Linked DNA regions of Homo sapiens: regions 1 and 2 are each linked to region 3. The links are chromatin loops, found by intact Hi-C in ENCODE. Cell type or tissue: Caco-2. All regions are shown on one strand.

Region 1 (8,000 bases), 85 kb before region 3:
TCAGCTTAAGAAGCTTTTGGGCTGAGACAATGGGGTTTTCTAGATATAGGATAATGTCATCTGCAAACAAAGATAATTTGACTTTCTCTCTTCCTCTTTAAATACCCATTGTTTCTTTCTCTTACTTGATTGCCCTGACCAGAACTTTCAATATTATGTTGAATAAGAGTGGTAAGAGAGTGCATTCTTGCCTTGTGCTGGTTTTCAAGGGGAGTGCTTATAGCTTTTGTGCATTCAGTATTATATTGGCTGTGGTTCTGTCATATGTGACTCTTATTATTTCAAAGTATGTTCCTTCAATACTTAGTTTATTGAAAGTTTTTAACATGAATGGATGTTGAATTTTATCAAAAGCCTTTTCTGCATCTATTGAGATAATCCTGTGGTTTTTGTCTTTAGTTATGTTTATGTGATGAACCATATTTATTGATTCGCATATGTTGAACCAACCTTGCATCCCAGGGATGAAGCCAACTTGATTGTGTTGAATAAAATTTTGTATGTGCTGCTGGATTCAGTTTGCCAGTATTGTATTGAGGATTTTTGCATCATTGTTCATCAAGGTTATTGGCCTGAAGCTTTCTTTTTTGTTGTGTCTCTGCCAGGTTTTGGTATCAGGATAATGCTGGTCTCATAGAATGAGTTAGGGAGAAGTCTCTCCTTTTCAAATGTTTGAAATAGTTTCAGTGGAAATGATACCAGCTCTTCTTTCTACCTCTGGTAAAATTTGGCTGTGAATCCAACTGGTCTTGGGCTTTTTTGATTGGTAGGCTATTTATTACCGCCTCAATTTCCAAACTTGTTGTTGGTCTATTTAGGGATTCAATTTCTTCCTGGTTCAGTCTTGGGGGACATTCTGTCTTTTTAAAAAACCTTTGTTAGCTTAATGTTTGTTTTGTTAGAAACTGGGATTGTGATCCCTCCTTTTTTCTGTTTTCCATTTGCTTGGTAGATTTTCCTCCATGCGTTTATTTTGAGCCTTTGTGTGTCTTTGCATGTGAGATTGGTCTCTTGAAGACAGCATACCAGTAGGTCTTGGCTCTTTATCTAGCTTGCCATTGTGTGTCTTTTTAATGGGCATTTAGCTCATTTGCATTTCAGGTTAATATTGTTACGTACAAATTTGATTCTGTCATCTCGATGCTAGCTGGTTATTTTGCAGACTTGTTTATGTGGTTGCTTCATGGTGTCACCAGTCTGTGTACTTCAGTGAGTGTTTTGTAGTGGCTGGTAAAGGTTTTTCCTTTCCATATTTAGTGCTTTCTTCAGGAGCTCTTGGAAGGCAGGCCTGGTGGTGATGAATACCCTCAGCATTTGCTTCTCTTAAAAGAATCTTATTTCTCCTTCACTTATGAAGCCTTGTTTAGCCAGCTATGAAATTCTGCATTGGAAATTATTTCCTTTAAGAATGTTGAATATTGGTCCCCAGTCCCTTCTGGTTTGTAAGGTTTCCACTGAGAGGTGTGCTGTTAGTCTGATGGGCTTCCCTTTGTAGGTGACCTGGCCTTTCTCCAAGGCTGCGCTTAACATGTTTCATTTCATTTCAGTCTTGGAGAATCTGAGGATTATTTGTCTTGGGGTTGATCTTTTCATGGAATATCTTACTGGGATTCTCTGCATCCCCTGAATTTGGAAGTTGGCCTGTCTTTTGGAGTTGGGGAATTTCTCCTGGATGATATCCTGAAGTATGTTTTCCAACTTGTTTCCATTCTCCCTGTCTCTGTCAGTTACCTTAATCAGTGGTAGGTTTGGTTTCTTTATAAATTCTGTATTTCTCAAAGGTTTTCTTCATTTCTCTTCATTCTTTATTCTCTATTCTTGTCTGCCTGTTTTATTTCAAAAAGAGTCTTCAAGCTGTGAGATTCTCTCCTCCACTTGATCATACTATTATTGATACCTGTGATTGCATTGTGAAATTCTCCTATTGTGTTTTTCAGCTCCATCAGGTCAGTTATGTTTCCTCTTTAAACTGGGTATTCTGGCTATCAGCTCCTGTACTGTTTTATTTCAAAAAGAGTCTTCAAGCTGTGAGATTCTTTCCTCCACTTGGTCTTTCTGCTATTGATACCTATGACTGCATTGTGAAGTTCTCATACTGTATTTTCCAGCTCCATCAGGTCAGTTATGTTTCCTCTCTAAATTGGCTATTCTGGCTATCAGTTCCTGTATTGTTTTATCATGATTCTTAGGATCTTTCCATTGAGTTACAACATGCTCCTTTAGCTCAGCAAATCCCTTATTACCCACTGTCTGAAGCCTACTTCTGTCAATTCAACCACCTCAGTCTTAGCCCAGTTCTGTGCCCTTGCTGAAGAGGTATTGTGGTCATTTGGAGGAGAAGACCCTCTCTGGCTTTTTGAGTTTTCAGCGTTTTTATGTTGATTCTTTCTCATCCTTGTGGGCTTATCTACCTTCAGTCTTTGAGGTTGCTGACCTTTGAATGGGATTTTCATTGATTTCTGTTTGTTTGTTTTTCTTTAAGAACTCAGCCCACATTTCCTGGGCTGCTGTCATTTGCTAGAGGTCTTCTCCAGACCATAGTTGCCTCTTTCTCTTTCCCCCATACCTGGAGCTGTCACCAGTGAAATCTGAAAAACAGCAAAAATGTCAGCCTGCTCCTTCCCCTGGAAGATCCATTCCAGGGGTATACTGACCTGTTGCCAGCCAGAACTTGCCTGTAGGAGGTGGCTGGAGACCCAACTGCTTCTTTAAGCAGGTCCCTGCTTACAAGTGAGAAGGTTAAGTCATCTGCCAAAGATTGCCAAGATTTGCTCAGCACAAAAGTTTCAGAGCAAATAATTCAAATCTAGATAGAATAAGCTCAAGCCCATGGTTTTGTCATTAAGTAGTATCCATCACATTTAGTGTCTGGATATTTTCATATATTACCTGGAGAGAGGCCAAAAAATATAGCTTCTACATTTCCTGTAAATGATCTGAGTTTTCTTATATGCATCTATCAACTGATTGATGACAGGAGGATAGTTGAGCTGAAAGAGGTGTTGGAAGGTAGTACCTTATCAAATGCAGCTTCTAGCTACTTAATTTCACTTTCAACATTTTGCCAGGAATTTTGTTACCTAGTGCCTGATCAAGATGGCATTAACAGTCTCTCAACCTGACTAACCTTTAGACAGTTGTCTTCCTTACTATCAACCACTGATTTCTTTCCCTAGGATTTACTTGGTATTTTCTCTTTTTTTAGGATTTACTTTACAAGATTTGTTATTGTAAATTCTTCCTTTTTCTCTTTGAAATGTATGTAACTCTCCCAGCCTGTTGCGAATTTTGCAACCTAAAAAATGTCTTTCTCAATGACCTGAAAACCATCTCTTTGAAGTGAAAACATCAAAGTAGATAGCATCCCCTATCTCCCAATCTCTGTGGGAGGGAAGGAGCCTAACTTTGATAGGCACAATCAGCAAACACAGATAGCATAATCAAAGAGAAAAACATTGCATACTCAGAAACAAGTCTATTTTCTGTACACATTCATTCGTCAACCTCCCTGCAACTTCTGAACATCCTCCAGTACTTTTCCAGGAGCTCACCCTAGAGGATAAAAACCCTCCCTCTTTTTGATTTAGTAGAGTTGAGTTCAATCTGTCTCTCCCATTATAATGATGTCGAAGAAGATCCTTCTTGCCTGTTTAACTTTGGTGCAATTTTTGCTTTGACATACTGAATGTTTCTTAGATACTTTTTTGTCCTTTTAGTCATTGCAGATGACATTTTACCCAATTTTTTTTCATCACAACATAATATGTGTTATAATTTTCCCAACTTTTCTAACAGTTTTCTTACTGCCCACTGCCTGTTTCCACAACAAATGCTACATATTTCAGATTTCTTTCTTTCTTTGACAATATCCCATTTCTGGTACCAATTTCTATATCAATCAGCTATATTCATATAATGCTGTGTATCAACTACCTCCAATTCAGTGACATATTCTTACATTGTTTTATTTTTCCTATTACAGGTTTGCAAGTCAGTTGGAGAGGCTCATTTTTTGGCTGTGGGTCTGAAGTTCAGCTTGTGTGACTTTGTTTCAGGATGCAGTTCGGTTAGGCTTGGCTCCAACTTCTAAATCTGTTCCATGTGTGTCATTGGTCTATTGCCTCTGTGGTTTAGCCCAAATGATAGCAATGACCCAGTATATGTTTTTCTCATGGAAACGCTAGGAGCTCAAAAAGAAAGACCAAATCACCTTCCAAGTTTCTGCCTACATTGCATCTATTAATATTATAGCAACCAAAGCAAGTCACAGAGCCATGTCTAAAATTGAAGTGTGGGGAAGCACACTCTGCCTACCATAAAAGCATGAGCAGTGTGGGAGTATTTAAGGCTCTTCCAAGGGCCACATTCTATTTCCTACAAAATTGTATTAATATTCACACTGCCACATCCCACTGTCCAAAGCTATAGAAACACGGCTTCAGTAAACGAAGTTATGTTTATTTAATTTTTAATTTGTTGCAGTGAGGTGGAGCTGAATGACTGTTGGCATCTCAGAAAGAAAGAGTAGAGAGGTGTTCATTACAGGATTTGGATATGTTCTGGTTAATTCCAAAGAGAATAAGGGAAATCAGAGACAGATTTAGAGTGAATTCTATAGCAAAAAGGAACAATTAAGAGATAACTTTCACTCGCGTCCTTGTGAAGAGACCAACAAACAGGCTTTGTGTGAGCAACGAGGCTATTTATTACACCTGGGTGCAGGTGGGCTGAGTACAAAAAGAGAGTCAGGGAAGGGAGACAGGAGTGGGGCCGTTTTATAGGATTTGGGTAGGTAAAGGAAAATTAGTCAAAGGGGGTTGTTCTTTGGTGGGCAGGGGCAGGGGTCACAAGGTGCTCAGTGGGGGAGCTTTTGAGCCAGGATGAACCAGGAGAAGGAATTTCACAAGGTAATGTCATCAGTTAAGGCAGGAACAGGCCATTTTCACTTCTTTCATGATTCTTCAGTTACTTCAGGCCATCTGGATGTATACTTGCTGGTCACAGGGGATATGATGGCTTAGCTTGGGCTCAGAGGCCTGACAATAACATAGATTGGTAACCTACTAAGTTAGTACAACAGGATCAGCATTTTCATTAATAAATGTAGTCACTTACGTTATCTGAAAGTGAAAGACATTTAGTTATTTTTGTAGTTACATTGGATTTTATGCCCTAGCCTCAGAGGAAAGAAGGCTTTTACTTCTTTTGATAGGATTGAAAAGGTTCTGGAATTAGTTAGGGTTTTGTGTCTATACCCCAGCAAGGGGGCTGCGCTTTAGCAAGGGGGCTGCACATTTATGTCTTCTGCCCGTCCTTTCTTTGAGTACCAGGTAAAGACTTACAAATAATTCATAAATGAGGACGTCAGTTATATCTGAGACTCCCAGTGATTCCAAACTGTTACTCAAGATCAAATTAGTTGTTTAAAAGTTTATTACAATTTTACTTGCTTTTTCATACCCATTTTTCTTGCAATCACCTCTTTCTCTGATGCTTTTCTAAAGGTGAAAGAGTGTCTCTTAAGAAAGGCGTTTTTACACCTTTAGAATTTGGTTCAACTAGTTGCCTTGAAACCTCAACTCTCTCATGAGCTCAAAAAAAACTTATCATTTTGGAGATTAGATAGCTTTTTTCTCATTGTGGGAGTTCATTCTCTTTGACTTTCTACATCCTAAGCCTCTAATCTACAAAGTATTATTTTCAGAATATAAAAAGTGTTTTAACATTCAGTATGTTTATTATCTCTATCACAATCCAATGAATTAGTTCTAATTTTCTCTTTTAAAAATGAGAAGTTTGAGTCTCAGGAATGTTAAGCAATTTGCATTAGGTCAAGCCATTAATATTTGTTATAGCTGGAATGCAAATCTTGTTGAAATGTTAATGTAAATTGCACCATACAGTGCTGGCCCTAAATGATCTTTCCAAGCCCTGCTTCCTCCTTTCTTAAGTACCAGGCTAATCTTTTGCCCACATAAATTTCATTCTCTCAGGTCTTTTACATATTGTTCTTTCTGCCATAGAATGGTCTCTAAATTAAAAAGTTTAATATGTACTAAACATGTGTTATATTGTAATTGTGCATTCTTTTACTTAAACAATTTGCCCCAAACTTGATAAGCAGTAGTCTTCACAAAACCTTTATCCATCTTTACCAGGAGGTGTTAATTGAAAATTTAATCTGTTAAATTGGTAATACTCATGTAGTTCCTGTTATATAACCATAGCAGGATTATATTCAATAGCATAAGTATACATGAAATAAGGAGCTAGTTAAGAGGAGCAATGATAACAGATATTTTTGGTATTCATTTTAGAAGAAAATATATTTTTATTTTAACGTGTACTGTAATTTACACTCACAGAATGGAATCACTGAAGGACAAAATCACTTTGACATCAAAATATGTCTTGAATATTGTTTTAACTATGTTAGGATTATGTTTTAAATGATGGATGTTTTAATACTTTTAGTCTAATTTACTCAATGGAGCAGTCACAGCCTAGTTTAAAAAATATCAAGTGTGGCACTATAGATGTTATGAGAATATTTTGTAAAAGAGGAATTGAAGTAAAGTGATCCATCTTGGATCTCTCTTTCAGCTAGGTGATGCTATTATAGTCCTGTCTCTTTATAATAGTGATGCTTTCTATAAATGAGAAATAGCATCACAGAGAAGTAAGAGGTTCTTCAGGATCCCTACCAATGACTGCCTCATTGTATGTGTTTAATGATGCCTGCAGGAAAGCTTACTTACTCTGACAGGATATTTCCATCAGCATCCTTGAGTTGAGAAGAATAAAAGCAAAATGAAGATTATGCTGGCTTTACATTTGGGTGAAGACCATCTCCTTAGGTACTTGCTTTTTATGTGATATTTTAAAATATAAGTTTTCATGTTATAATTTTCAGTAGGTAGTATATACACATACAAAGGTGGTAAAAAAAATTCCTTTGAAACCACAAATTAAATATAACCTCTCAGTAAACAATTGTTTTATTTTAAATCCACATTTTTATGATACTTATAGGTTGTCATATCAATAGCATTAAGTCATCAGATACTGAAAATACCTAAAATGTCCTCCAAGAATAGTAAAAACTTTGTTCTATTTCTCTTTGTGAATTTATTGACTTAAAGTTTTTGGACAAAAATGTTTTTATTTTATTTCATTTTATTTATTTTATTTTATTTTTTTGAGATGGAATCTCGCTGTGTCCCCCATGCTGGAGTGCAGTGGCATGATCTTGGCTCACTGCAAGCTCCGCCTCCCGGGTTCACGCCATTCTCCTGCCTCAGCCTCCTGAATAGCTGGGATTACAGGTGCCCGCTACCACGCCCAGCTAATTTTTTGTATTTTTAGTACAGACGGGTTTCATCGTGTTAGCCAGGATGGTCTCCATCTCCTGACCTTGTGATCCGCCCATCTCAGCCTCCCAAAGTGCTAGGATTACAGGCATGAGCCACCACGCCCGGCCCAAAAAATGTTCTTAAATAGGGAACTTAGCTATAAATACAGCATCAACATCATTTTTATTATCAAGAATATCAGCTGAGTTCTGAACATATTATCTTTACTCTTATAATGATAATAACAATCTATACATGATGATTCAGAACAGAATTAGACACTCTCAAAAATGTATTGTTTATTAACAAATTCAACCTTATAAAAATATCAGTTATTTTTATAATCTTAGAAATTCTCAATATGTGCCTTATATGGCACAAGGCATACAGCAAAGCTGTATTGTAATTCTACGCAGACATTTGGAAAAGTACATTATTGAGTTTGACATGGAAGCCACTAACAGTAGCTTCATTTTTGTAATGTTGGGAATTAAACGTGGTACAAAGATGAAGATTTTTGCCATATCCTATGTACTTACTTCATTGTTACATGTAAGTCTGGAGCACAGTGATTTCCACTATATCCTTCAAGCAGATTCTCTACTTTTTAACGTTGTAGAATATTTGCTCTTTATCTCTCTCTTTCTC
Region 2 (8,000 bases), 63 kb after region 3:
CTTTGCAGGACCTGTGTGTCTCATCTCCTTTCACATCTCTTTTCTAAGGACACTTAGAAATGGCACTTAGGACACGCTTGGATAATCCTAGATAATTTCCTTCTCTGAGATCTTTAGTTTGACTACATCTGTTAATTTATCTGGTAATATTCACATTGACCACTCTTTTGTCTACCTAGACCCTATTGTTTTTTCAAGACCATGGATAAACTCAATCAGCTCAAAAAGTTTCCCTCTGGGTATTGTAGACAACTTCAATATTTCGTTTAAAATTTGTTTGAAATTATAACATAATAGCTTACTATACTTTTTCCTTATTTCAGGAATCATACCTTCCCTGTTTCAAATAACAAGCATCAAGCATCGTGATAATGTGGACACTAAGGAGCAACAATTTCTCTAAAGATAAGAATAAAGATAGACTTTTAGACTACGAGATGGGCCTGAAAAAATATCTGATCAAGCTACTCAGTTTTACAGATGAAGAAGGTGAAGCCTGGGAAAACCTAAAGAACCTATATAAGGTTCTCAGATAGACACCATGTTATCTGCTTGAATGAAGAAAATTTGGTAACATGTTTGCTGATCTTAATCTACTATACATTTTTTTAGCTTGTCAACTTGAACAAGTTTCTCAATTATTTCCTCATCTATTTTTTCTGATAAACTTAACCAAATCTTGTAAAATGAATGTTTTGAAAACGTATATCTTAAAGGAGCATTTTCTAATTTAATATTGATGTTTTATTATTTATTGAATCAAGGAAGTTATGCATATTTTGCATAAATATGTGCTACCTTATGTATGATAATATTTTTCTCCACAGTCACATATTAATCTGTCCTGACATTTTTCTATAATAAACATCATTATCTGAGACAGAAATGACAGGAAAAATTTATCCATTTTAATGATATCTAATTAAAATTTGTGTCTAACCTTAATTGAAATATATATATATATTTCAGTTAGTAAAAAAGGAAAGTCAATTGATGATGCATTAAGTGTCAGCATTATTACATAGAGATTGGAAGACATTAGGTACAAATGTGAATCTGCAAGAGTACCATTTGTATATTGCTAATTACTTGATACTGTGTCTTTTTAAGAAAGCTGTTACTCTTTATTCACTCTAGAGCATTTCAGACAATTAATTAGGCATTCATTAATAGATGATTAAACATTTTGTCTCTACATTGCTTGAAAGGAGTTGTAAATTACATCTTGCCCATGTTGCTAATTTGCTGTCCAGCAAACAGACTTGCCTGTGGAAATTTTGTAAATCAAGCTTATGATATATTGGCCATAGATTGTTTGTCTTCCAATTCCTCTTAGCTGTTGATAATGCAAATCAAGCCACATGAATGATAACCTGATAGAAGACACTGCTTTGAAAAGCTATACTCACATTAATACAAACTGTTCAGAATTGTTATGTGGAACATTTCTCTCTATAATTGAGAAGATAAACATGGCAAATAATATGCTGCTTCATCAAGTTTTGCATGTGAATCATTCCCAAAGTGAACTTTGAAAAGAGCTCCATAAATTCCATCAGAAAACAATGAAATATAAAACATCACAGTCCTTTACCATAGCTAAGCCAGCAAATAAATATCAGGTATAAAAACTCATATTGATAAAAACCAAACTTTACTTAACGTTACAGAAGTCCAAATGATTTTATCAAGATAATATGTGATTTAATATGTGAATCTATAATAAAGAATTCTGAGGCTGAGTGTGGTGGCTCATGTCTGTAATCCCAGCTCTTTGGGAGACCAAGGCGGGTGGATCGCCTGACATTAGGAGTTCGAGACCAACCTGGCCAACATGGCCAGACCCCATCTCTACTAAGAATACAAAAATTAGCCAGGTTTGGTGGCTCATGCCTGTAATCCCAGTTACTCAGGAGGCTGAAGCATGAGAACTGCTGGAACCTGGAGGCTGCAGTAAGCTGAGATCGTGCCATTGCACTCCAGCCTGGGTGACAGAGCAAGACTCAGTCTCAGAAAAAATAAATAAATAAAAATAAAAAATAAAAAAATAAAATAAAATTATGGTCACACAAGTTTCTAGAAAACCAACTTATTTCTGAGATAGCCCAGAGGTGACATACACTGACTAACCCACTGAGAGTATGTTTTATTCTTTGCTGAACTACTAGAACCTAGACTAGAGCCTCACATGCAAAAAGCATTCAGTAAAAATTGTGTTTACAGAAAATTACTATAGGACAATAATTATGTCTTATAAGTGGGTTTGTTTAAAGGGTTTATCATTTATTCTAAGTCACACATTTTACTCAGAAATACTAGCTTTGTCCTGGAAAGTTCAATTAAATAGAGAAAAGGAACAAGAACATACATTCAAGCCAAAATAAGCAAAGCTTTGCCTCAAGAAGGGTTGATGGAAAAAACAGAAAACAGAAAGCACTACAGTTTAATGAGTTACAGACTGCTCAGCAGAAAAGACAACATAGACATATAATACAGGTCTTTCTGCTAATATATTCCTTTCTTTGCTTAAAACTAAGTACAGATATTACTTTGGAACCCTTTGAATGTGGGAAATTAGTTTCCTCCTCAGCATTGTCCTCTACTACTTTTCGGAGTATAATGTGTATGACATTCTCTCAGTAAAATTTTGATACACTTGATAGTTGAAGGTTAAAGAAGAGTAGAAATCATCTTAACACCTTACTAATGGGAAATTTTTTCATAGGAATACACATAATTTCCAGAAAGTTACCTTTTTATAGAGGGCATCATGCATAATAACACCTTTTGGCTCAAAATAGAAATTATTTTTAAGCTTATACTTTTGCCATACGTTAGAGCAACTACTGATTTAGATTGTTCTGTTTTACTGTTCTAGAATCATTCCACACTTGCCTCTTGGCATCCATAATCAGAAAAGTAAATCAAGAAATAAACTATAAACTGATCAATGTTTTATTATTTTCCTTATAGCCTTTTATTTTACCATGAGGAGTTTCTGTATGTAAGGCACTTTAGAATATGAATGATTTTCATGGCATACACATAAGGGACTATTAAAAACAACTGACATGTTTTTGGTAAAGTATTTGACTGTTTATTCTTCATGTAACTGAAAATATTCAGCATTGAAAGAGTTTGCATTTCATGATGGCTACAAAGTTGAAATTTACATTCTGGTTTCTTAAAGGCAGGAACTACATTCTGCAAAGGGCAAATTTCAAAAGACAAAACTTAATCCTTATACTAGCAAAAGTTTGATTAGATAAGTTCTACATACTTAGCTGCTTATATAAATACAGGTGGCTGAGGCTGAAAATGAATGCCCCAGGAAGAAGTAAATCAATTTTACAAAAATTATCAAATGGCATAATGATGGGCACACAATGCCCTCCACCCACAGCTGTTCTTGCATTTCTAACATAAAAGGCAGCACAAGACAGAAGGGAAACACTGACAAATAGATTGGTTCTGCCATTTCCTTAGCATTATGTGCCCTGTCACTTTTTGAATTTCTTAGATAAGATGCAATTTCTCTTTAGTTTTTAATGCCCTTTTAGATATTTTTTGTTACAGGATTCGTTACCATGAATCCAAGGGACTTTATTTTGGCACTTTGACAGAAAGGATTGGACTGCTTAAACAAGAACTAATAAATAGCTTCCATTTCCTACATGAAAAAAGTAATACATGTTTATGCTGTTTCCTGGATTGCACATGTAACTGGCAGCAAGAAACACCCTCGGAATAGTAATCATAAAATATCCTTGTTTATTCCAAAGCATAACTATAGAAATGTGTGACAATCTGAATTTCTTTTGTATGCCAAAATATGCTGAGAAAGTACTAATGAATGCTGTGCCATTCTAATTTTGTATTAATGAAATAATTTATTATTTTTTCAGTTTTAATTAAAATTGGCTTTGCATCAAACTGTGCTTATCACATTGATCACATGATAAAAAGGGAATTTTGTCATTTATCAATAAAAATGATTATGTGTATTATCTAACCATTAATGACACATTTTAGAGTGTGAAGATGTTGGCACACATTTTCATTATTTTTTTGTTTCCTGAAAAAATAATTTATTATTGCCATGTTTATGGTTCCATCCTGTGCAATTAATTATTACAGAACAAAGCAAGACTAACAAAAGTTTTGATAGTAATACAAGCAGTCAGATTGAAATTTCAGTCTTTTGGCTATTGACATAAGTTTCATATCAGTAATAAATTACTTGAGGTGTCAATATATGCTGAAATTAATATTATCTATTAATGCATTGTTTCAAATTATGACATGTATTGATATGTTAAAATATATTTACATAATCTGTTCTTAAAGTTTCAGTAATATTTTCCATTTTGTAATGCAATTGTCTATTCCCAGGCAAACTCCACTTCCATTTTCTCTCCAATTGTTTTCAGAAATGTGCAGTTTGTGATATCACATGTAAAAAAGAAAGAAAGTGAATTCCTTTGAAAAGACTACCCACACAGAAGAGGAATCGCTTAAGTTTCTCATTGGTACAATACTTGCATTTATAAACAAACTGATCAGAAAGTAGTGAAGAGAAAAAAAGGTACTTTGTTTAATCTCCTGAGAGCAGCCTCTTTCTGTTTTTGGTGGAAGAACATGCACAGCCATTGACAATTTCAATCCAGACCCAAAATTAAGGGTAACTCATCCTAGATTGTTGCAAATCTGTTGTCCTAGATTTTAGCAACATTGGCTGATTTAATCCTTTCTGAAGATGTTTAAATAGACATTTGTAAATGGCTTTTATTTAACCATAATCAGCTGAAATTAAGTGATTTTTAAAAAAATGATTCTCATTTAGAAGGGTATATGTTAAACTAGGTTTGGAAACTATCATAAGAATTACAAATTTCCCCCAAGTGATATTCTAATAAAAAGCAGTGTAGCAGGTATTAATTATTCGTCTGAGGGAAAAAACCCACCAGCAAACAGATCCATGATAATAAATGTAATACTTACCAGAATCAATTGAGCGTCTATTATGCAACCACTTTACACAGTGTTTTTAAGTGAATAATCTCACTCGCTGCTTACAGTAGTGATGCAAGATGGACTATCCCTGTTTTGCAGGTTAAATAACAATCACAATAATAACAATGGTTGTAGAATCATGAAGTAGATTTTTAAGGACCATATAGTTAGCAAAAAATTAACCTGACATTTTCACTTAGATTCTGAAAACATACTCTTAAAAGCTCCACCTTAAAGTAGTTAACTGTTACAGGTTAAAGAGACGTCTTAGTTGGAAAATAGCTCAGAACATCTAGAAGATAAAATTGCATTGTATATAGTCTACTATATTCTGTAGCTCATCCTCCTCCCAGCACTAGGTACCATTTCTCTATTACCAAAAATGATCAAATTCAATTATTTAAGCTGCTTACTTCCATATTTGTGTTCATATATCTAAGAAATATATATGACATTTCTTATATTTTCAGCTTCTGGCATTGATTATTGACTACCTACCTTGGGAAATTAGTATTTAGTAAACTTTTACTGCCTCTGTCCATTTACCATCGTATACATGTAAGTTTTCTGTTTCCCATAATCTATATATATATATATATATATATATATATTCATGCATATTTATGTGTAATACACACACACACACACACGCACCCCTACACATCTTTGGGTAAATCAGTATTCATTATCTTCATTTTTATAACTAGGTAAATGTGGCTCACAGATAGTCAATACATTATTTGTGATTTCTTTTTTTAACTTTTAATTTTCCTTTGGGTTAATACAATTATTTGGTGTCTTATTATTAGTTTTATTTTCTCTATTCTTATAACTAATTTATCTCCAAACAATGCCCTAATTGTCTGTATATTTCTTCTCAATACATTCAAACTAATCAAGTATTGATGATGATCAATTGATCTTATCTTTCTAAGGTCATATCTTTCTAAAGTCTAAAGTCATACCTACTATGGAGAGGTTGCTCTAAAGGTTTGCTGCATAGCTGTCATTTAGAAACTTTCCATAACCATTTTACAGAGTATTTCCTTTTCTTCTCTTGTGATTGAATTGACTGCTTTTGGATTCCAAGTCTTCCTTCTTGTTTTATTACGTCATCTTAGAGGAATATCAACTCTAGTAATTTCCTGAAAAAGGAGAGAGGTGGAGATTGAAGGCAACATCCATTTAAAATCTCTCTCTCTCTCTTTTTTTTTTCTTTTTTCTTTTTTTTTTTTTTTTTTTTTTGAGACGGAGTCTTGCTCTGTAGCTCAGGTTGGAGTGCAGTGGCGTGATCTCCACTCACTCGAACCTCTGCCTCTGGAGTCCAAGCTATTCTCCTGCCTCAGCCTCTCTAGTAGCTGGGATTACAGGTGCCTGCCACCACGCCCAGCTACTTGTTGTATTTCAGTAGAGACGGGGTTTCACCATGTTGGCCAGCCTGGTCTCTAACTCCTGACCTCAAGTGATCCACCCACCTCAGCCTCCCAAAGTGCTGGGATTACATGTGTGAGCCACCACGCCCAGCCTGTTAAAATCTTGCATGTCTGAAAAACCTTAATTTTCTTTCATACTAACATCGTAATTAGATTAGATATAGAATTCTAAGTGAAAAAATATTTTCTTCCTAAGCCTTTTGAAGTACTGTTCCATTGACTTTTGTTGCCAGTATTGTTACCAGAACACTTTTGTTCTTTTTTCATGGACATAATATATTCCTTACTTATGGAGAAATTTTGGAATTGTCCTCCCCTTACACAGTTTCTTATTCCTCCAAGTTGCTATAATTTGTATGTTTTAATCTCAGTATTTCTTCTTAGACAATTCCTTTAGATGTCTGGCTGTGCTTGATTGTCCACTTAGAAATAAAGGCAATACTAGACTCTGCTGGTAGTCTTTGTCCATTTGTGTATGGCTATCTCCTCTGGCCATCAATGTAGGATGATATGGATGGGCTATTTCATTTTAGAATTCCCTATCATTATCTACAGGTCATTTTTCCTGTGTTTATAGTTCGTAATGAAGCCACGTTCAATCTCCAGATAGAGAGGATAAACTTTGCTGCCAGTATTCTGGGAGTAAAGTTGGGAAGAGCGCTGGTGGTTTCAGAACTCATTTAATGTATGCCTAGTTTTTACTGTGGTATTTCTCTTCAAATGGGTCTTAATTTTCTAAATACTGTGTGCCTTTTGTTTTACTCCCACCAGAAGCCAATTCTGCAGTCTTCCACTGATTGTACTAAGAGTACTAAGTGTGTAATTGCTCATAAGATCTTTCAGCCTATGATTTCTTTTTGTGTCCCGCCTAAATTCTACATCTAGAGGTACCCATTGTCAAATATTCCTGAATATTTTTATGTTTTATGTTTTCTCATATTGCTTTCCAGTTTCCTCCATTGAGTAATTAGAATTCCAGCTGCCAAATAAGATACAGGACTCCCAGGTAAATTTGAATGTACTTATTATAAAAGAAGTATTCTTTATCTGAGATTAAATTTAACTGGCCATCTTGTACTGGCATTTGGTAAATATTACAATCCTTTTTAGAAATCATTTTCTGGTTCTGATCAGTAAGCTTCTACTTACCCTTTAGTTTATACATTTCAAAATTTGTGACAACCATCGTATCTCTTGGATTTTTTTGTACTTATGTATTTGTGCTTTAAAAATTCTTTTTCTGTCACTTTAGTGCAAGTTGGAAAGGAAGCTAAGGTTCTTTTGTTCTGTCCACTATGTAATTGAAAATATTTTTTAAAATGTGATCTGAAGAGAAATGAGAGTAAAAACAATTATTTTTAAGGCAATTCCCAGAATTATTTCTTAGGTACTAAAAGAGTAGCTGAATTCTTTTGATTTGTCCATGCTTAGAAATCATTAACCACCCAAAATATATATTAATTTGCTTTTAAATTGGATATTATCACTGGGATTACATTGCCTTAAAGTCCCATAGAAATATTTTATTAACTATGAATGTGAATTTTGGAAATG
Region 3 (8,000 bases):
AAATGTCTCTAATTAAGCCACTAGATCGGGGGTCATGAAGATGAGTAAGGCTCATTATGCACAGTACTCTATGGAAGGAACTATCAATGCTATGGAAGAGAACTCTAATAGAGAAAAACATCATGAAAATATGAATGAATTACACAATTGAAGGTGCCATCATTTAAAAGGCAATGAAAGCTGTCAGGCCTGAAACAGTAAATTTCTGATGGAGAAAACTGGGTTCAGATCAGGATGTATGACAGAGACAATCAAGGGAATCAGAAAGAAATTGCATATATGGCCACAACAGTGGGGGAAGAAGGGTTTCAAGTTATGAATCTTGGAGAAATTCAAGAGTTAATAGACACCACATCTGAGGAATTAACCAACTGTGACTTGATGGAGATGAGTGCTTCCAAGCCAGTGCCAGAAAATGACGAAGAAGACCTCCCAAGAAGCAGTGCCAGAAAACAAATTGACATTCGACAATCTGACAGAATTGTTCCAATATTCAAGACTGCTTTTGACTTCTTTTACAAGATCGACTCTTCTATAATATGGGCACTGAAACTAAAGCAAATGGTAGAAGAAGGATTGGTACCATATATGCATATATTCAGAAAAATGAAAAATAAAAAATGTCAGACAGAAATTATGATGTAATTTATGTAAAATTATACCAAATGTGCCTGCCTCTCCTGCTTTCCCTTCCAACTCCTCCACTTCTGCCTTTGCCACCCTTGAGACTGAAAGACCAGCCCCTCCTCCTCCTTCTTCTCAGCCTACTCAAAATGAAGATAATGATGATAAAGACATTTATGATGATCCACTTACATTTAATCAATAGTAAATATATTTTCTCTTCCTTACAATTTTCTTTCTTTTTTTTTGAGATGGAGTCTCGCTCTGTCGCCCAGGCTGCAGTGCAGTGGCGCAATCTCAGCTCACTGCAAGGTCCACCTCCCGGGTTCACACCATTCTCCTGCCTCAGCCTCCCGAGTAGCTGGGACCACAGGTGCCCACCACCACGCCCGGCTAATTTTTTTTTGTATTTTTAGTAGAGATGGTGTTTCACCGTGTTAGCCAGGATGGTCTCGATCTCCTGACCTCGTGATCCGTCCACCTCAGCCTCCCAAAGTGCTGGGATTACAGGCGTGAGCCACCGTGCCCGGCCACAATTTTCTTAATACCATTTTCTTTCTCTAGCTTATTTTATTGTAAGAAAACAGTATATAATATACATAATACATATATAACTTACAAAATATATGTTAACCAACATTTTATGTTATTGGTAAGGGTTCTAGTCAATAGTAGAATATTAGTAGTTATGTTTTTGGGGGAGTCAAAAGTTACACAAGAATTTTCAAATGCATGGGAGGTTGGTGCTTCTAACTCCTAAGTTGCTCAGGGTCAGCTATATTTAAAAACTGCTATGTGACTATGTCCCGTATTTGCTTACCTCATAATTATTTGGCTGTAATGGATTACTAATTTCTTATAAATTTTTACAAAGTGTGAATATTTACAGATTATAAAGTAAGCATTCAAATTTATAAACTGTCACACAAATTAATGCTTTCCTAATCACCAATATTTAAAATGTATCCAAATGAATGATGTGATGGCAAATTGTGTCACAGCTTAACAATAATATGAAGCATGGTTTATAAAATAATTTATTTTATGTATGTATATAACAACCAGTAAGACATTCTACTTATTGCTGTTTTCAGGCACATGGGCTCCTGATTATTACCCTAAAGTCACCAGAAATAATTTTCTATTTTATAATTTGTAATTCATTTGTAAAATGCTAATATAGTCTATTGGGTTTGCCACTGTTGCCAAGTTTATTCAAAAGAGTTATCAAATTATAATTAAGTGAATAGAAATCTTCTTGGCCTATGTAAATATTATATTTAGTTCATAAATATGTAATGCTATTAATTCATGTGGAGTCCTTGGCAGTTTTGAAATAAGTATTGCTGTCTCTGATGACCATCTTATACATAAAATATTTAATTTCCCAAGAATGAAGTTTGAAAAGAAACTCGAAGTTTATTTAAATAGAACTTTCTGTAAATGTAAATACTAGGAAAGTACTAGAAATTATGAGGTATCACATGGATGAAAATTGCCATTTGTTTGATGAGTTACTCAAAATAGCATTGTCTTGTTTACCACCATATTTGGTGAGAAGTGTCTGCCACAGCTGCTTCTTCTATGAAATGACTACAATCCTTTCCAGTTAGAAATACCCATATAATAAGGCAAGTTGTACCCAATTCTCTATCAGAGCCATGTCTTTTCATTAATTTATAAAACTTCTCTTCACAACGAGAGTTGATTTGTTATAATTTAGCAACACAGAATACACATTTTTCATCTTTGAAGTAAGACTACATAAAATAAGGCCTCATATATGTCTTCTCTTATCTTGATTTTTATTAAATTAGGCTAAAATATTATAATTTTTTATTTGTCTTTTACTTTCTATATTTTCCAAAAGGATTTTTTTTAATTAACAAATTAACTTCAGGAAAAATTTTTAAATAAAGTGTTCTATTTTTTGTTTATTCTCTCTGTTCAGATCATAAAAGCTAGCTACATATTTTCTCCCACAGTGGATCACTGAGGATTTCATTATAAAATTTAATCACTTTAAATATTGTTAAAGCCATTTTCCTTTCAGTAAACCTGATCATTCATGCTTCTTCATCTATTTTTACCCAACCTTCCAATTAACACAACAAAGTAATCCAATGCTTTCAAATATGAAATATATCCTTCTTAAAATTTGGCTATAACTATAAAGTGAAGAAGGGGTGAACAAATGAATATGATAAATGCACTCATATAATAGAGGTAAAAGTTATTTGTTAGAGATTAAAGATTAATTTTTCTGTAGGAAACATATTCTGGTATTTCAGATTAAGCAAATCTATCCAGGAATCTTCTGGCATTCAGTACTGTACCTATAAATTATTCATTCACTTGCAGGTTTCATTTATGTCAAATCTTGTTAGAACAGTTAATTTTACATGAAAGTTATTCTCAGAGGAAGCTTTTAACAATTGGACATTAGCATTTTTGAGTAAGTCAGCATTTTTACCGTAACAAGAATTTTGTCTTATTCTGAGTAATACCATCTGTATAATTTAATAATTGCACAATTTAGCATAGATCTAAAAATGTCATTTCCTTAGATTATATATTAAAATTATGTGCATAGTAGGATAGTCACTTGAGTAAAGAACAGGATATTATCAAACACATATAATCTCTCTCTTATATTAGGGAGTTAACAAAAATAAGATGTATCCTTAATTAAGCTACTGCTTTGTAATAAAAAATGTTAACTTAACCTTAGAAAGTAAAAATTCTGTCTTCCAAACACACAGGTAAATACCATGAATTGTTAAAAATATAGTCATTTGACTATACTGACATTTTAATAGATAATTGTATCTGGATTAGTAAAAGCATTTATCATGTAAGATTACTTTGACATTACATTTAGATATGTGGCCACTGGAAAAATAAATATTCTCTTATTTCAACAATAGTTTATATGTAGCACTTAATACATTCATGTATCTAACAATTTCCTTTGGTTTCTTATAAAAAAGATGATGAGACTGCTGGCTGAGTGAATACTCAGGATTGTTAGCAAATGGCACTCTGAGTCTGGCTTCTATCTTCTTCATTCCTTACTACAAATATCTGCCTCTCCTTAAATGCTTATTCAATATGAGATAAGAATTTAGTCTTGACCAAGGTGGTCTCTACATTTCCCTCAGCTTGACTAAACTTTAGACAGGCTTCTTCCGTCCTCTAGACACCTGGTATCTCTAACCAAGGCTCTTACAGAATCAAGAAAATCTAACTACAGAGGTTGCTTCCCTCCCTTTCTGTAGAGCATTTACTTTAATTGAACATTCTTTCTCTGTCATCTTAAGATGTAAACCTATCTAAAAGTTTCTTATCAGTTTTACAACCCAGTGCTGCTTTCACAAGCACCTAGGAGCCATCCCTTTGAAGTGTAATCATCTACAAAGAGAGAAGAAGCCCTGTCTGTCTTCCAGTCTTTGTGGAAGAGTAGGAGGCTAACTTAAATAGGCACCTTACTCAAAGAAGTAAAATGACCTTCTGTAAAGAAGACATAAGGAATTTTAATTTTCCTTTGGGTAAATCCAAATAGCAAAAAGATGACCTACCATGGCTCACTCTAGCACTTAAATACTCTGCCCTTTGTTTCAATGAAATTCAGTTCAAATTTGTGTTCTTTTCTCTCTCCTTTGTTGCAAAAGTCTTAAAGTATTCTTTACATTTTTAACTTTGTCTGGTGCAATTTCTGCTTTGACAGTCACAAATAACTGTCTTTGATCCCCTTGGAAGCACACTTAACGGAAATAGCTGATTGGGTATGCTGAATCTTTGTTGTCACTGAATGTTGGAGAATACAGTGACTAGAGAAAATGAAGTTTACTACGAAGGCTTCAGCAAGAGACTGGAGGACTTTCCACTCTAGACAGGTGGCTCACAGTAGGGAAGACTAATCTATTTTCTCTACTTACAGGACTGCAGACATCAATGAAGATTCATCATAAAGACCTGAGTCCTGATGTATAAGTGAATACATGAATAATTAAACAAACAAAAGCTTTCTCGCAGGGCCCTGAAAAACAATAGAGAAAGATAATACAAGAAAATGTTGTACAAAATCTATAAAGTAGAGCTGCTATAAGAAGGCAGCTGACTACATGATTTCTCAAGAAAAAAACAGAATGAATAAATTGATGTTACATTTAAGGATCTAGCATTCAATGCTTTATTGCAGTTAATGATCTGAAATAGTGGAGTAGAATACTAACTGAAAGAATTTTGCTGAAATAAAAAGAAAATCTAGAAAAAGAAGACAAACATGAAGGAAATCTTAGGAATCTAATAGGAAAATATGGGAAACCTAACAAGTGTATAAGTGATGTAAATAAAAATAATATGTGAAAAATGAATTAATCGAAAAAATATTTTTGGCCCGGCACAGTGGCTCACGCCTGTCATCTCAGCACTTTGAGAGGCTGAGGCGGGGGGATCATGAGGTCAAGAGATCGTGACCATCCTGGCCAACACGGGGAAACCCCGTCTCTAGTAAAAATACAAAAATTACTTGGGCATGGGGGCGTGCGCCTATAGTCCCAGCTACTCAGGAGGCTGAGTCAGGAGAATCGCTTGAACTCGGGAGGCGGAGGTTGTAGTGAGTCAAAATTGTACCACTGCAATTTGGCCTGGTGACAGAGAGAGACTCTGTCTCAAAAAAAAAAAAAAAAAGTATATATATATACACACACGTATATATACATATATATATGTATATATACGTGTGTGTATATATATATACACATATATGTGGGTATATATATGTGTATATATAAATATTTATATTTTTATATTACTGAAAGAGATATAAAATGTCACATGCTTTTGATATGACAATATGGTACTCAATAATATGTATATATGTATATTTATCTAAAGGATTATATATATACATATAAAGAAGAATTAATATATACATACACATATAAAGAAGGATTTATATATGTGTGTGTGTATATATATTTATCTAAAGAAGGATTCATTCCTAAGTTTGAAAGTTTCATGTAGTTTTTGAAAATAAAAATAATTCCAAGGATAAAGAGAGAATATCACATTTTCTAAGTAAAAGAATAAGTTAAAAAGAAGGTAAAAGATATTAGATATCACTCCCTAATGTATTGAAACCCTTGAAGCCTGAAGACTTTTGAATATTATCTACATACTATTGTGACAGAAATTTGAGGAGAGGAACATAATAATACTATACCTGGTAAAGACATATTTTCATGGTTAGTGTGGAAAATAGATATTTTTGATTAGGCAAGACTGTGGAGAGTATATCCTAGGTTTACCAAAAGGAAATGTTCATGAAACAGTCACTGTCAACAAGAAGATATAGGAAATGAACCAAAAATACTTCAAAGTGAAAAAGATAAAAAGGGAGAAAAATAGTGTTAAATTGTAAAACTTTTTATATTACTGAAAAAAATGTAAAATGTCACATCCTTTTGATATGTCAATATGGTACTCAATAATTAAGTCTGAGTTTTTTCCTTTTAATATCAAGAACAAGGCAAGGATATCTTTTTTCACCACTGGATGACTACAGTTTTTGTTTGAACTAGGGCTTGCTTCATTCACAAGGAAGACATTGGTGTTCCAGGAATACATACAACCAAGGAACACTATAGCAAGCTTTCTTACTCATGTTACTGACATAGGTAATCAGAAACAAAGAGAAAGAGAAGGGAACCTATAATTTCTTTTCTTATAACTCCTGCCTTACTCAACAGTAAACCAAAGCCAGAGAGAACTAGTAGAATACATACACATCAGAAAGTAAAAAGAGTTGAGTTAGTTGGGTCAGTATTTCTGCTGTTCTGGTATGAAATGTACACAGATGCATGCGTGAGTTATGCAGTATAAATTTATTCTAGAATAATTTTAATAATTTGACACATGGGATATATGATCTTATGTTTGCATTTGAAATTAGTGTTGCACAAAATAGAGGTAAGGAGTAATACTCATGTTAACAATTTAGCATTTTAATTGTTCTTTACTTAGAACAACATTATAGAGCAAACATAAATGACATTGGCAAATTGAAAGAGAAAATACAGTGGAAGGAATAAAGCTTTATATTTTGGTACAGTTAAATACACTTGGTTTCTGCTTTTATTTATATATATATATTTTATTATACTTTAAGTACTAGGGTACACGTGCACAACGTGCAGGTTTTTACATATGTATACATGTGCCATGTTGGTGTGCTGCACCCATTAACTCGTCATTTACGTTAGGCGTATCTCCTAATGCTATCTCTCCCCCTCCCCCCACCCCAGAACAGTCCCCAGTGTGTGATGTTCCCCTTCCTGTGTCCAAGTGTTCTCATTGTTCAATTCCCACCTATGAGTGAGAACATGCCGTGTTTGGTTTTTTGTCCTTGCGATAGTTTGCTGAGAATGATGGTTTCCAGCTTCATCCATGTTCCTACAAAGGACATGAACTCATCATTTTTTATGGCTGCATAGTATTCCATGGTGTATATGTGCCACATTTTCTTAATCCAGTCTATCATTGTTGGACATTTGGGTTGGTTCCAAGTCTTTGCTATTGTGAGTAGTGCCGCAATAAACATACGTGTGCATGTGTCTTTATAGTAGCATGATTTACATTCCTTTGGGTATATACGCAATAATGGGATGGCTGGGTGGTTTCTGCTTTTTGAACGTAGATCACCTAACAAATTATGTAGCTGGCCCTGACCACATACAGACTCAAGGGAAACCAAATCTGCATCTGAAATACAGATTGTAACTCCACTATGTTTAACAGAATGCTGTATGTGTAGTCTATATGATTGTGCTTAATTTCCTGTCCTATGGAAAATGTTCCTACCTGACTTTAACTTTCCTAAAGTGAACTAAAATGTGAAGGTTTCTTCTCAAATTTCAACCTCCCAGTGAATTAGATTGTTTTGAACAATATATATTTAGAATTACCAATGACAGTAAGTAAAATTCCTATAATGGATCACATAAAAAATCCCCCTGTAATAGCTGGTATGTTATCATTCCCATTATTACCTTATATTACATAGCACAGTGAATGTAAATATTGGGAGTTTATGTAGGTATATTTAATTTAATCAACAGCACATCAGACTAATTTTTGTACTTTTTTGTAGAGATGGAATTTTGCCGTGTTGCCCAGGCTGGTCTCCAACTCCTGGGCTCAAGCGATCTGCTCACATCAGCCTCCCAATGTGTTGGGATTATAGGCTGAGCCACTGCTCCCAGCCATGGATACCATTAATAACACAGAGTTTTCTCTAGCTGGTAACAGTAGAAGAAATCACAAAATTCAGAGAGAAAAAGTAGATGCACCCATCCTAATTTAAAAGAAGGAGA

Evidence for each region. A loop is a pair of places that touch in the nucleus more often than their neighbours do. Peaks named below come from ENCODE experiments on the same cell type or tissue, not always from the same donor. Only the 100,000 strongest peaks of a DNase experiment are listed, where the experiment ranks them.
Region 1: it touches region 3 in a loop (9-fold over the local background); 1 of 110 quality-filtered maps calls a loop at or near these places.
Region 2: a loop joins it to region 3, with 4 times the contacts of the local background. A loop is called at or near these places in 1 of 110 quality-filtered maps.

Annotation. Positions count from the first base shown.
Region 1 is chr14:40,754,191-40,762,190 of GRCh38, forward strand. The region is part of intron 2 of LOC105370467 (a long non-coding RNA gene); the gene reads left to right. Among named protein-coding and RNA genes, the nearest start is that of LINC02315, 200 kb to the right of the region's middle. In Caco-2, no CTCF peak of the experiment used is centred here; a DNase peak (open chromatin) is centred at 3,371.
Region 2 is chr14:40,901,504-40,909,503 of GRCh38, forward strand. No RefSeq gene overlaps it. Among named protein-coding and RNA genes, the nearest start is that of LINC02315, 49 kb to the right of the region's middle. In Caco-2, no CTCF peak of the experiment used is centred here; no DNase peak of the experiment used is centred here.
Region 3 is chr14:40,838,999-40,846,998 of GRCh38, forward strand. The region is part of intron 5 of LOC105370467 (a long non-coding RNA gene); the gene reads left to right. Among named protein-coding and RNA genes, the nearest start is that of LINC02315, 110 kb to the right of the region's middle. In Caco-2, no CTCF peak of the experiment used is centred here; a DNase peak (open chromatin) is centred at 4,013.